3 separate regions of the Homo sapiens genome follow, and regions 2 and 3 are each linked to region 1. Evidence: chromatin contacts called from ENCODE Hi-C or POLR2A ChIA-PET data. All regions are on one chromosome and are shown on one strand. Each heading gives the region's core, a stretch centred on a gene start or an enhancer-like site at or near the end of the contact. The rest is flanking DNA. Distances are from core to core; before and after follow the strand shown.

The links. A loop is a pair of places that touch in the nucleus more often than their neighbours do. ChIA-PET counts read pairs that join two places held with the same protein, here RNA polymerase II (POLR2A). Pooled maps may share reads with other maps.
Region 2: a map with no recorded cell type shows a loop between it and region 1 (5-fold over the local background). The contact joins two enhancer-like sites. A Hi-C loop is called at or near these places in 3 of 37 single-sample maps with no recorded cell type and 2 of 50 pooled maps. POLR2A ChIA-PET finds 5 or more read pairs at or near these places in 1 of 52 experiments (activated B cell).
Region 3: a map with no recorded cell type shows a loop between it and region 1 (4-fold over the local background). The contact joins two enhancer-like sites. A Hi-C loop is called at or near these places in 1 of 168 maps with a recorded cell type or tissue (GM12878), 14 of 37 single-sample maps with no recorded cell type and 5 of 50 pooled maps. POLR2A ChIA-PET finds 5 or more read pairs at or near these places in 4 of 52 experiments (B cell, GM10248, OCI-LY7 and 1 more).

The regions. Positions count from the first base shown.
Region 1 is chr14:105,849,301-105,853,891 of GRCh38, forward strand. It overlaps IGH and IGHM. Among named protein-coding and RNA genes, the nearest start is that of MIR4539, 6.0 kb to the right of the region's middle. Within about 2 kb of position 2,576, at least 3 of the 41 ENCODE cell types and tissues checked have a DNase peak (open chromatin) inside an H3K27ac peak, as active enhancers do; they include B cell and OCI-LY7, where a contact is called at or near this core.
Region 2 is chr14:105,557,112-105,561,702 of GRCh38, forward strand. It overlaps LOC105370698 (a long non-coding RNA gene), which reads left to right. Exons shown (of 4, transcript XR_001750918.2): 4 at 1-292. Among named protein-coding and RNA genes, the nearest start is that of TMEM121, 33 kb to the left of the region's middle. Within about 2 kb of position 2,365, at least 2 of the 41 ENCODE cell types and tissues checked have a DNase peak (open chromatin) inside an H3K27ac peak, as active enhancers do.
Region 3 is chr14:105,575,221-105,579,811 of GRCh38, forward strand. No RefSeq gene overlaps it. Among named protein-coding and RNA genes, the nearest start is that of MIR8071-1, 44 kb to the right of the region's middle. Within about 2 kb of position 2,376, at least 4 of the 41 ENCODE cell types and tissues checked have a DNase peak (open chromatin) inside an H3K27ac peak, as active enhancers do; they include B cell and OCI-LY7, where a contact is called at or near this core.

The sequences.
Region 1 (4,591 bases), core at 1,326-3,825:
GCAAGCCTCTGATCCAATATGACTGCTGTCCTCATGAAAAGGGGGAATCTGGGCACAGACAGCACGTGTGGAGAACGCCCTGTGAAGATGGTGCTGCTTCCATAAGCCAAGAGCACCAGAGACGGCCGGCAAAGCCCAGCAGCAGGGAGAGAGCCTGGAACAGAGTCTCCCGTGACACAGAGGAGCCAGCCCCGCCAAGGCCTCCATCCCAGATGCCCGGCCTCCAGAACCAGGACGGAATAAACGTCTGTTGTTTAAGCCACGCAGTCTGGGGTGCAGTGTTGCCAGGGCCACAGTTAACGGATACGAGTGTTGTCCTGAGCTGCCAGCCCCACAGGCTGCACGAGGCCTCCCTGCCCCAGCCCAGTGCAGACTCCCCAGCCCCCTGGGTGTGCCCTGGGCAGTGTGGGGCTCCTCACTCCATCCTCCCCCAGGCTGGGAGGTTGAGCCTGTGATGAGCTACATGGGGTGAAGCTGGAGCGAGAGGCTGGGAGGCGACTCGGAGCCCACGGTTGGAGGATGGATTTCCCCAGGGACCCACACGTGCACCTCCACCTGTCTCCTGGACATTGTCTCTGAGGGCAGGGCTGGTGCCAGCTCAGGGATCCAGCAGGGACAGAAGGGCGGGCCGGGTCCATGTGGAGAGCACATTTAGTGGGAGGGACACAACTTGTACCCAGCAGCCCCCAGATACCCATGACAGCTGGCTCAGAGCAAGTGCCAGGCTGCTCCTCAGAACCTGAAATGTCCTCCTTCTGGGCCCCCAGCTTATGAGCCCTCCCAAGACGCCATCCTGGATGCTTCCTCTAGGACACTTCTATGGCCTTGGGGTCTGCCCAGTCCTTCCAGCCTGGTCCTCTCCCCCCAGCCACCTGCCTCCACCCTGGTCTCACAGCCACTGCTGTCCTTGACTTTGCCATGGACTGTGGGTCACCCCTGGGTGACTGCACCATGGCCAAGTGAGCCTCCTGGCATGAGCCCCCAACTTTGGCTTGGCTGCCATCTCTGAAAAAATCCCCTGCTCTTTGATCCTGCTCCCACCTACCTGGGGAGTCATTTTTCGGCACTGCCCCAAGCCTGGCCACCACCTGCCCATCTTCAGGGTGATGGCAGAGACTTGTCCTCCCCACTATGCATTCCCTAACGGCTTCTAAGGACGACATGGTCACGCCCCCCATCCTCATCCACAAGGGGATGGCACTGGGAGCCCTAGCATCTGGGCAATGATGAGGACCTCGTGACGGGCTTAGTGCCTGTATGAGAGAGACCCTCGTGACGGGCTTAGTGCCTGTATGAGAGAGACCCTCGTGACGGGCTTAGTGCCTGTATGAGAGAGACCCTCGTGACGGGCTTAGTGCCTGTATGAGAGAGACCCTCGTGACGGGCTTAGTGCCTGTATGAGAGAGACCCTCGTGACGGGCTTAGTGCCTGTATGAGAGAGACCCTCGTGACGGGCTTAGTGCCTGTATGAGAGAGACCCTCGTGACGGGCTTAGTGCCTGTATGAGAGAGACCCTCGTGACGGGCTTAGTGCCTGTATGAGAGAGACCCTCGTGACGGGCTTAGTGCCTGTATGACAGAGACCCTGAGAGCTCCTTCACCATCTTCGGCTGCGCGAGGATGCAGTGAGGAGGCGCGTCTCTGAGCTGGGAATTGGCCCTCGCCAGACGTTGAAGTTGCCGGCGCCTTGATCTTAGACTTTCAGCCTCCAGCGCTGTGGGAGGCAAATGTCTGTTGCTCAAGCTTTGCAGCCGATAGTGTTTTGTGATAGCTGCCCAATTAGACTAAGACACTCGTTCACCTGAAACTTTTGCTCCAACTTCCACTCCCCTGCCACGGGCGCGACTGCTACCCCACCCCTGTGCTCCTGTGGAGTGCAAGGCCCCCACACTGTGCAGACAGGCCCACATGCTCTCGAGGGCTCAGCCTGCACCTCCTGGATCCCGGTGAGGCCCACATGCTCTCGAGGGCTCAGCCTGCACCTCCTGGATCCCGGTGGCGTGCACCACACATCATGAAGGTTTGGGGCAAGGCCAAGAACTGTCTGGGCTTGCTGGGAAGGGTGGCAAGGTGACCCGGGCAGTTGTAGGCATGTGGAGCACACACAGAGGCCCCCGAGGCCTGAGCCCCAGTCTCTCAATTCAGGCTGTGCTTGGAGGACCAGGCCTGGAACCCTCTCCTGCTCAGTCCCCTTCCTTCCATCAGGCTGGGCATGCCCCGAGTCTGAGTCTGGCCCACCTGCTTCTGCGGCCCCTTTCCTGGGCACGTGGCTTTCCTCGAAACCCCCTGCGCTGGCTGACCCAGCGCTCTTTTCCACAGCTCCCTTTGGAACTGGGGTCCCCCTTGAGATGCCCATGTAGCAGGAAAGTTTTGAAAAAGAAACAAAAACCCTCACCAGAAAGCAGTTTCATGGATAAAATGTGCATATTTATTTCAGGGCAACAAGCGTATACACAGCAAAGCAGTGTGGGGTAGAGCCCACCTCGTGGCCTGCAAGCCAGCCAGCCCCTGCCGGTCGAGAAGGAAGCCTGTGTGAGAGCACACAACTGGAGGCCGGGCGGGGAAGAGAAACACGTGCCAACAGGCCACGCAGGCCAGGACCCCAGACCCGGAGGCAGCGCCCCTTTGAGTTCCTCTCTCTGGTCTCCGATGTTCTTCTGTTGGGATCATTTCACCTACAGGCAACAGAGACAGTGTGAAATGCTTTCCCCGTGGTCGGGAAGGGAGCCGGGGCAGAGATGACCCAGTGGGGTGGTGTGGGGGCCTCCGGGCTAGACGTCCAGCCCAGGCTGCTCCCTGGGCCCCACACTCGCCCTGCACCCTCCTCCCTGTGCCACAGCCGTGCTACCTTGAACAAGGTGACGGTGGTACTGTAGAAGAGGCTCAGGAGGAAGAGGACGATGAAGGTGGAGGCGGTGGCCCACAGGTTCTCAAAGCCCTCCTCGTCGGCGCTCACCTCCCCCTCTGCAGGAGACACAGCACGGGGGAATAGGGTCAGGCTGGGGTGGCACCCAGCAAAGCCCCCCCGGGGCCCATCCTCTAGGCCCACCCTTGGCCCCTAGGCTGTGCTGCACCCAGGGGTGGGGAGAGCAAGTGCAGGGGGGCTCGGGCACTGCCCAGGGCATGGGCTGGGCCCCTGAAAGCCTGATGCAGCGGGGGCACAGGCCGAGACTGGGCAGGGCTGGGACTCTGAGGTCTTTTCCTCAGAGTCCTGGGGTGGCAGAGAGAGCGTGGGGGATGCAGCACACAGACCAAGGTGGGGGCTGGAGGGCGGGGCCCCAGCGGAGCAGCGGCCAGCATGTCCTGACTCTCCTGGAGGGGGAAGCAGGGGGTGTGGCCCTGCCCTGTGCTGTGGGGGCTGGCAGGTGGGAGGACTGAGCTGGGGGGAACCCGATCCTGACTCCCTCACCAAGGCCCTGACTCTCCAGCTCCCTCTTGGAGCAGAGTCTGCATGGGGACATCCTGGCGGACTTGTCCTACCCTGCCAGGACCCAGGGAGCAGACAGAGACCTGAGCTCCACAGTGGGATGAGGACATTCGGGGGGTTGCATCCCCTGCACAGATGGGCCCTTGGGAGACACCTGGAGCCCAGGACTCCAAAGGGCCAAGAGTGTGGCGGGGACTCGGAGGTGGCCCCAGTTAGAGACAGCACTGTGCGTTGGGTGTGGAGACCTCACTCGGGCCCTGCCTTCCCTGCTGGGGCTCGGTCCTTCCCGGGCTGCTGCTGTCTGACCTCGCCTGCTCCCTGCTGTGGGTTGGGGAGCAGGTGGTATTTGCAGGGGCAGACTTGCTCTAGCTCATCTCCTGAGGCCTCCTGCTAAGAGGAGCAGCTGCCCAGGGCAGCCACTCTGCCCTCTGGGCCCATATGCTTAGTCACTGCCTGCTCTCAGCACATGGCACAGGCTCTGGTTCTGCTCACCGGTGGGTGTGGGGGCTATCTGCTGCCTTCATCAGGAGCCTGGCCTCAGCAGGGGTCACATGCTATCCCTGGGGCCTCCGCTCCCCAGGCAGAGCACAAGCTGGGTGCCATGGCAGCACCTCCAAGCAGAGACAGAAGGACAAGCAGAGCCTGGGCCCAAAGCCCCGGTGCCAGCACAGCGCAGGGAGCAAACTGCTGCAGGGACAGAGTATCCGGCAGGGCCCTGGGAGAATGTTGGCGGGGGCCGGCCGGCATGCGCACGTGTTGTGCCTGTGGGTGTGTGCATGTCTGTGTACGCGTGTCCATCTGTTGTGTGCCTGTGGGTAGACGTGTGTGTCCACGTGTTAGTGTATCACATGCTCCTGTGTGTCTGTGTCAGTGTGTCTCTGGGTGTGCATGTGTCCATGTACTTGTGTCTGTACATGTGTGTGTGTTTGCATGCACATGTGTGTTTGTGAATGTGTGTGTCTGTGTGTGTATGCCTCTGTGCTAGTGTGTCTGTGTGTGTGCATGTCCTGCACATGTATGTGTCCATGTGTGCACATATCCATGTGTGTGCCCGTGTGTGTGTGTGCCTGTAGTCAGTGTTCTCTTTGTGTGCCTGTGCATGTTTGTACATGTGTGTCCACATATGTTTGTGTGTGGGTCCATGTCTGTGTATGTGTGTGCCCAT
Region 2 (4,591 bases), core at 1,115-3,614, 290 kb before region 1:
AGGCGCCAGCAGCCAGCGTGCGGAGTTAAGTGCCTGTGCCCTTTGTATGAAAGTGTCACCGTTGTCCTGGTCTTGAGGGGTGGCTTTCGGGTGTAAACGGCCGGCAGAGGTGAGTAGATGCTGGGAGGCTGCTCCAGGCGTCTTGTTTGCTCCAGGGTTCTTGAGACTCTCCTGTCTATGAGAACGTGCAGTGGCACGGGACGGCCGCCGGGGGGCTCCCGAGTCCGGCTCTGGAGTCTGTGGCCGCGCGAGTGCACCTGCCTGGGCCGGCCCTGACGGATTTTTTTTTTTTTTTTTTGATGGAGTCTCACTCTGTCTCCCAGGCTGGAGGGTAGTGGCGCGATGGCAGCTCACTGCAACCTCCGCCTCCCGGGCTCAAGCGATTCTCCTGCCTCAGCCTCCTGAGTAGCTGGGACCACAGACACCCGCCACCACGTCCAGCTAATTTTTGTGTTTTTAATAGAGACCGGGTTTCACCATGTTGGCCTGGCTGGTCTCTCCAACTCCTGACCTCAGGTGACCCACCCACCTCTGCCTCGAAAAGTGCTGGGATTACAGATGTGAGCCACCACGCCCGGCCTCCTTTTGGATGCTTCTAAAGTCTCTTTGTCTCTGGTGTTGGCAGTTCCATCGGCAAGCGTCAAGGTGTGGACGCGGTTTGCTTTTATTTATCCTGCTTGGGACTTGGCCTTGATCCTGACACATCCTGTTATTCAGCGATTTTGGAAAATTCCCAGCCACTGCCTCCCCCGACTCTGTTTCTCCTTTGGGCAGAAGAAGCCCTTGTGGGAGCCTCGGTCCAGCCTCCGCGGGGCTGCGCTCGGGCTGGGTGGCGTCTCCTGCTCTTTCTTCGGTGTTACCAGCTCCTGCTCCTGCGTGTCCTCTGCGCTGCCTGTCCCATCCATTCTTATTTTAGCCTCATCTATTACGGTTTTCAGTTCTAGAAGTTCTTCGTAAAACTCTCAGGTCATTTCAAAATGCAATGTGCAGTAATTTCCCATTTTGCAGTAATATTTGAATAGCTTCTGTAAGTAAGTTTAAAAAATCTCTTGGCCGAGCGTGGTGGCCACGCTGTAATCCCAGCACTTTGGGAGGCTGAGGCAGGAAGATCATGAGGTCAGGAGATCGAGACCATCCTGGCTAACACGGTGAAACCCCGTGTCTACTAAAAATCCAAAAAAATTAGTCGGGCGTGGTGGCGGGCACCTGTAGTCCCAGCTATTCAGGAGGCTGAGGCAGGAGAATCGCTTGAACTCGGGAGGCGGAGGTTGCAGTGAGCCGAGATCGCACCACTGTACTCCAGCCTGGGCGACAGAGCGAGACTCCATCTCAAAACAAAACAAACAAAAAAACCCTCTTAAGCACACATTGCATATTCTATGTCTGATAACGCCGACATTTTGCTTTTGTTTGGGTTCTTATTCTATAGTTTCTTGTTTCACTGATTCTTGTTTCTGCTTCTTTAGGGCTTTTCTGATTTGTATGTGAGCTGGGTTCCTGGGATCCTGATCTGGGCGCGTCTTTGAGGCTTGCCTCTGAGGTCCGCTGTCCCCGCATGAGCGGACGGCAGAGCGCGCCTGCCTGGGAGCCCAGGAGGCTGCCGGGCCAGGGACCCCGGGAACCCCGGGAACCCCGGGAACCTCTCAGCAGCAGAACTGCAGTGGCACAAGACGGCCACCAGGGGGTCCCGAGCCGGTCTCTGGGGTCCCTGCTGGGGTTGAGGGGCTGTGGCTGCAGACGCGGACCTGGCAGGGGGACCCGAACCCCAACAGGGCCCTGACCGGCCCCAAGGCTGAGCCTGCCCTGTCCCACCAGCGCCCAGACCCCGATGTTGGGCCGGGGCCTTCCTTTCCTTGTCCCGACCCTCTGAGGTTCCTCCCCGGGGTGTGAGCTGATTGTGAGCACACGGAGGCCTTCCTCCTCTCTGGGGCTCTGGAGCCCCTGGGGGCCTGCAGGGCCTGGGCCTGGGCCTGGCTGCTGTCCTCTGTGCTCAGGAGGCTTCTCCCACCCACCCACTTCCGGGCACAGCCCCCAGCCCCACACCCAGCCGCCGGGAGGGCATCCCCAGGGGAGGACCCTCTGCTCCGGAGCCGCGTCCCTTGTCCTCCAGGGACAGTGGCCGGAGGCTGGTGCCTCAAGCTCGTGCGCCTCATGCAGCATCCCGTGGGTCCATTCGCGACCATAGTGAAGACCCGCAGGCCCCAGGCCCGAGCCGGCTCCCGGGCAGGCCGCGTTCTGGGGCTTCTGCGGGGACACTGGGCCACGCCAGGAGGAAGGGTCCTGACCAGGGTCAGGGAGCATCGGATGCTGCCGGCAGAAGTGGGGGGCGCGGGGCCCCACCGAGGAGCCCAGGCCAGCTTCCCCATCTGCCCCAGGTGCAGCCCTGCAAGGCCCCCAGGCCACAGCGTCCCCAGGTCACAGCGTCCCCAGGTCACAGCGTCCCCACACCCAGGGAATGCAGGACTTTGGCAGAGGCTGGGATCCCAGACCACAGAGCCCCACAAGCTGACGCCTGTTCGCGGATGCCACAGCCATCTCCGCGGCAGGCGCTGGGGAGGGGAGGGGATCACAGTGCTGGACACGGACCGGGCCCCAGCCCTGAGCCCAAGGCAGAGCCGGGATCCGGCCCCGAGAGCGCCCCTGCCCCTGCCCCTGCCCCTGCCCCTGCCCCTGCCCGTGCCCCTGCCCGTGCCCCTGCCCCTGCCCCGAGCCCGGGAAGCGCCGCGTGGTCGGCGGCGTTCGATGCTGCTGTCGGCCACACGGGGGCAGCAGAGCCTCAGCGGCTGCCGCAGCGGGTCCAGTTTCCGGCCGCCGGGGTTGGGCTGGCGGTGCCTGGGGGTCCTCCCCAGAGGCCCGCGTGTGAAACGTCCGAGTGCGCTGGGCGCTGGACACGGAGATGGGTGCTTGGGCCACGGGCCTGGGGGACCCCACACGGCCGGCTAGGCAGGCCCAGACAGCCCAGGGTGGGGGTTCCATGGGGGCAGGAGGGGAGAAGCCTGGGCTGTGGAGCAGCTGGGACGTCCGGGGAAGGGCCTGGGGGTCAGAGGGGCGGCTCCCGGGACAGGGAGGCACGTGGAGGGGCGGGGTTTGTGGCAGCCCCGGAGCCGCCTCTGAAGCTTCCATCTGCAGCCTCCTGTGGGGCCGGGTCTGCTTCTCTTGCTGGGCACCCACATCCACCCCCGAGGGGTGTGCGACAACCCCCATTCCAGCCCACTCAGATGGTCTCTAGCCCCTCCCGTCACAGTGAACCCCGGTGTCGGTGCGAGACGCCTCCGTGTATTCCCGGACGTCCCTCTGCAGGCCCATCCCCACCTCACAGACAGTCACACCCTTCCAGGCCTTGCCCCATCCGCAGTCCCTGGCCTCACCATCGCATTGCAGGGAGGCGGGCATATGCAACCTCCATGAAATAAAGCCCTAACGGAGAAGGCCAGAGTGGGAACTTCGTTTCCACCAGCAGGTGGGGCAGACACCCTGGCTAGCCCCGGGGAAAACCAGTAAAAATACTGGATTTAAATCCCTTCGAATTCTCCTTTCTACAGGCAAGCTGTTTAGTGAGAAAGAAAGGGCCCTGCAAAGATCCTCCCCAGGTGGACGGGCAGCCCCCAAGCCTGTATTGAGCTCCCGGACGCTGCTCCTGGGGAAGGGCCTGCCGAGGACAGGGGCCAGTGGGAGCCCCTGCCTGACCACAGGCTGTTCTGCAGCCCAGGTCAGGAGCGCTGGTGCCTGCCGTGTGGGGTGGCCCTGGTCCTGACCGCCTGGGGTCCCAGGTGGTCCCGGGTTGTAAGAGTCTGTGGTGCTTGTGAAAAGCTTGCACATCCTTCCAGGGGAGACTCGCGCGTGGGGCGAGGGCAGGAGCAGGAGCTCATAATCACACAGGAAAACAGGAAGCCCTGAACCCCGGGCTCGGGAAGCGGCGGGGCGTCAGGTTTGGAGGGGCTTCGTCCCCCACCACCTCCCCATTTGCACCCCCAGTCCCTGACCCGCATCTTTCCTCACCTGGTCACTGTCCCCCACCCTGTCCCCCACCCTGTCCCCCACCCTGTCCCCTGTCTGCCATCTCCCTCCCAGGAGGGGGCTGCTCCTGCCTAGCACGCGGTGCCCTTCCTCCCACGTCGCTTAATTATATTTGAAAATACAACATTTGAAACGTGCAAAGAATGGAGGGGCTTTTCTGTGAGTGCAGGGTTCCCCTCCCGTGTCCCCCCACCAGGGGGCTTCCCCGTCCAGCCCCGGCTTGTCCCTTTCATTTTAACAAAACGTCCTCACCACAGTGCATGTGTGTTTTATAAAAGCAGTATTGGAAGTTAATGCTTTTAATACAGAAAAAAAAGAACCCGAAACAATATAACTGTCCTAAGTGATGTTGAGTGGGGAGTGCCGGGTGGGAGTTGAACTGCGGGACCACGATCCCTCCACTTCCAGCCTGTCCTGGGGGTGTCATGTGGCCCCTTCTGACCAGCCCTGGGCAACTTCTGGATGGACGGGTGGGGAGGGGCCGTGGAGGGGATCTGGGACCAGGAGAGAGAGAGCGTGGCCAGGCAGCCCCAGGAGGGCCCTCCAGAGCCCGAGTGGGCCTGCGTCTGTGGTC
Region 3 (4,591 bases), core at 1,126-3,625, 270 kb before region 1:
CAGACTTGGCCCTCAGGGCACATGCAAATGGTTGTTTGTTCCACACCGAAAACATGTTTCTTGCCCTCTGAGGCTGTTTCCAGAAATAGCTTGCACGATTCTCCACCTGCAGCTGCAGCCGCCACCCACCCAGTGTGGCCAGGCTGGCCCAGGCCTCCAGATTCGGGGACACCCCCCGCCCCCTCCCCCAGCGTGGCCAGGCTGGCTCAGGCCTCCAGATTCAGGGACACCCCCCCCCCCAACAGCGTGGCCAGGCTGGCTCAGGCCTCCAGATTCGGGGACACCCCCCCACCACAGCGTGGCCAGGCTGGCTCAGGCCTCCAGATTCGGGGACACCCGCCCCCTCCCCCAGGACAGGCCCACTTGGGTTACTGACACTGGGACCACCCTGCAAACGTCAACTTTATTGAATTCAGTGGTTCTGAACTTGTTGCCATCTTTGGGACCAGGACCCAGGGGCAGCCCCCAGGTTGGCAGGAAGGGCAGGGGAGCCAACGCTGGCAGGGCCCCCAGCCAACCCCCACCCCAGAAGCCCCAAGGAGGCTGAGCGGAGGTGGCCCTGGTGGCCTGGGCACAGGCAGCCCGATTGGTACAAGGCCTGTCTGGTGCAGGCCCGCACCTCCCCCACCCTCATGGCCTGGTGGTCCCCACTGTACAGAGAGAACACTGAGGCTCAGCAGGGCCAGGGACATGGCCTGAGGTTACATGGTGATGGGGGCTGGGTCTCCGGGCCTGGGGGCCGTGGTGGGTGCAGCACCCGGACTGCGTGGGCTGTGGCCTCCCTGCTCCCAGCTCTGTCACACCCGTCTCCATCTGAGCCTCCAGCTCCATCTTTCCCGCTGTCCCTGTCTCTGGCCACCCTTCTGTCTCCCTGTCTCTCTGCCTCTCTGAAGGTATCTCCCTGCCCGAATCTCTGTCTCTGTCCCATTGTCGGTGTCTCTGACTCATCTCTGTCAAGCCCGTCTGCTGGGCTTTGTCCCGCCATCTTGCCTGTCTTGGCCTCTCTCTCTTTCTGTGTGTCTCCGTCTGTGCCTCCTTTCTCCATCCATCTCTCCCCCGTGTCTGTCTCTATCCCTCCGTCTCTCTTCCCGTCTATCCCTCCCTCTGTGCCTGTCCCTTTGCTGTGTCCCTTTCTTTGCCTCTGTCTCTCTGTCTGTCTCTTCGTGTCCCTGTGTGTGTCTCTCTCTGTCTCTCTGCTTCTCTTTCTGTATCTCTGTCTATATCTCAGCCTCTTTGTGTCCCTGTGTGTGTGTCTCTCTCTTCTCTGTCTTTCCATGTCTCTGTCTATATCTCTGTCTCTCTGCCTCTGTATCTCTGTCTGTCTGTTCGTGTCCCTGTGTATGTCTCTCTCTGTCTCTTTCTGTATCTCTGTCTATATCTGTCTCTCTCATCTGTCTCTTCCTGTGTGTGTCTCTCTGTCTCTCTGCCTCTGTCTCTGTCTCTCTGTCTCTTCATCTCTGTCTGTCTCTGCCTGTCTGTGTCATTTGGTGTCTCTGTTTTTGTATGTCTCTCTGTTTGTCTGTGTCTCTTCCTCTCTGTAGCTCTGCCTCTCTCTATCTCTCCTTATATCTGTCTTTCTCTCTCCCTGTTTCTTTCTCTGTCTCTTTTTGTCTTTCTGAGTCTGTCTCTGTCTCTGTCTCTTCCTCTCTGTATATACCTCTCTGTCTTTCTGTTGCTGTCTGTCTCTGTTTCTCTTCTCCTCTCTCTATCTCTCTTTGTCTGTCTTTCTCTGCCTTTCTAACTCTGTCTTTCTCTGTCTCTCTGTCTCTATCTCAGTCTCTCTTCTTATCTCTCTCTCTGTCTCTCTCACTCTCTGTATCTCTTTGTCTCTGTCTTTCTCTTATCTCTATCGCTCTGTCTCTATCTCTCTTTCTGTCTCTCTGTATCTCTATCTCTGTCTCTCTCATGTCTATCTCTCTGTCTTTCTCTGTCTCTCTGTATCTCTGTCTTTCATCTCTATCTCTATCTCTGTCTTTCTGTCTCTATCTCTGTCTCTCTATCTCTTTCTCTGTCTCTCTGTATCTCTCTGTCTCTATCTCTCTCTGTCTTTCTCTGTGTCTCTGTATCTCTGTCTCTATCTCTGTCTCTCTATCTCTCTCTGTCTCTCCCTGTCTCTCTCTATCTCTGTCTCTCCATCCCATGTGGGTCTGTGGGTTTCCCCGAGGCTCAGAGCCCTGCCCCGGTCAGCACAGACAGGGAACAGGGCGAGGGCTGGGTGGTGGCCCAGTGACCTTGGGGGCCAGGCCTGGGGGGTGCAGGTGGGCCCGTGCTGCCGTGCCCCCCACCCACAGACAGGCCCCGGCTCTGGCCCAGCACCCGCTCCGCCGCTCCCAGCTGCAGGCTGAGCTCTGCCCGTTTGCTGCTGGGCCATGTGTGTTTGGGGCCTTTCCTGAGCCAGGCCTTGGGTGGGCCCTGTTTCCCCAGACCACCCATGAGCAGAGTGTAGGGCACGTGCCCAGCTCACAGAGGGGACCTCTGAGGCGGGGTGTGGTGGGCACACAGCAGTGAGCCATGAGGCTGGTGGCCCAGAGGCTTGGACATGCCGTGGGCCCCATAGGAAGTGACAGGGCTTGAGGGAAGCTCAGTGTGAGTGTGTGAGCGTGGGTATGAATGTGACAGTGACTCTCTATCTGTCTCTTTGTATCTCTGTCTCTCTGTGTGTATCTTTCTATCTCTGTCTCTCTATATGTCTCTCTATCTCTGTCTCTCTGTATCTCTATCTCTCTGTGTGTATCTTTCTATCTCTGTCTCTCTTTCTTGATCTCTCTCTATCTCTGTCTCTGTAACTCTCTTTATCTCTTACTGCTTCTGTTTCTCTCACTCTGTCTCTGTCTCTCTTTATCTCTGTCTTGCTCTCTCTCTCTGTAACTTTATCTCTGTCTCTCTGTTTCTATCTCTGTTTTTCTCTGTCTCTGTCTGTATCTCTGTCTCTCTTTATCTGTCTCTCTGTCTCTGTGTATCTCTGTCTCTCTGTAACTTTATCTCTGTCTTTTTCTGTCTCTGTGTGTGTCTGTCTCTGTGTCTTTGTTTTTCTCTCTGTCTCTGTCAATGTCTCTTTCTGTATCTGTTTCTTTCTCTCTGTCTCTGTCTCTCTATCTCTGTCTCTATCTCTCTGTCTCTCTGTAACTCCTCATCTCTGTCTCTGTGTCTGCATGTCTCTTTCTGTGTCTCTGTTTCTCTCTCTGTCTCTGTCTCTCTGTGACTCTGTCTCTGTCTCTGTCTCTGTCTTTCTCTGTTACTCTGTCTCTCTCTCTGTCTCTCTGTGACTCTATCTGTTACTCTGTCTCTGTCTCTGTCTCTCTCTGTCTCTCTTTCTCTGTTACTCTGTCTGTGTCTCTGTGTCTCTCTCTCGTCTGTCTTTCTCTGTTACTCTGTCTCTGTCTCTGTGTCTCTGTCTCTCTGCACTGTTTTCCTGGTGAAGGAGAAGCCATGTACCTTCCTGCATGATCTGTGCTCAGCTCACAACCACCCCATGATTGAGGACACCCCTCCTTCTAGAAGGTTCCCAGCTAACAGGTGCAGAAGGAGTGAAGATTGAAATAGGAGACCCCATCTTGAGACCCTCCCGGAACAGTGCCCCTGGGCCGTGTCCCCACTTCGGGACGTGGGATCTCGGTGCCAGGCGTGCGCTGCCTGACCCCGATCCCGTCGGCGTGTGGGCCCTTCCTCAGCCCAGGTGATTCCCTGTGGGCACGGGACTGGGCAGTGCTCCCCACGGCTGCTGGGCCCCAGGACCGGCCTCCAAGGCTGAACCGCGGCTCTGCCAGCTCCACAGACAGCCAGCAGCCCACCCGACAGGGACCAACATGACAAGGTGCTCAGGGCCGCCCTGTGCCCCGGGACCCAGCTGCAGCCTCAGCAGGACAGGGCTGGGGGCGGAGGGCACAGCCGGACTCCTGAGGACAAACGGCCCGCGCCCCGGGTGAACTCAGTGCCGTGAGGAGCCTGTGCACGGGCTGTGGTGGACGCGTCCCTGAGACCCTGTGTGTGCTGTAGCGTGGCTGTGCCCGCTGCCCTCACCACCTGCTGCCCGGGGCCCAGCCTCCCTCGCTGGGGCTGGAGGGTGGATCCAGCAGGGACAGCGTGATGCTCAGAGTCATCGCATAGTGACAAGGACGGGGGCTGCTTTCAAAGCTCCTGAATGTTTTAGTGGCTCAGAGTGAAGGTTCACAGGCCTCGGGGGACATGGCCTAGACTGGGCGTGGGTCCAGCCCCTTGGCAGGCAGTGGGTACAGGGCGTGTCCTCCTCCATCCCCATCTGTCTGGTCCGCAGCCACACGCTGAGCCTGGGTCCCCGACTCCCCCCCGACCCGGCAGCTCAGGCCCAAGTCCCTGTCCCCTCCCCACATCCCCTCACAGCAGGTGCTTCAGAGGGGCCCTGGAACGTGACCAGTGTGGGGGAGGTGCTGCGGGGACTGGGGACCACACACGGCACCCGGCCCAGTGCCAGGGGGAGGCGGGTCAGGGCCCAGGTCTCCGAGGCCCAGGCTGTGCGTGTTGGAAGCCCCATTGTTGATGGAGTCAGATGCCCACATCCTCATCCCCGCCTGGGGCCCCTTCTCCAGGAGCCCTGGGTTCAGTCAGAGCCCAG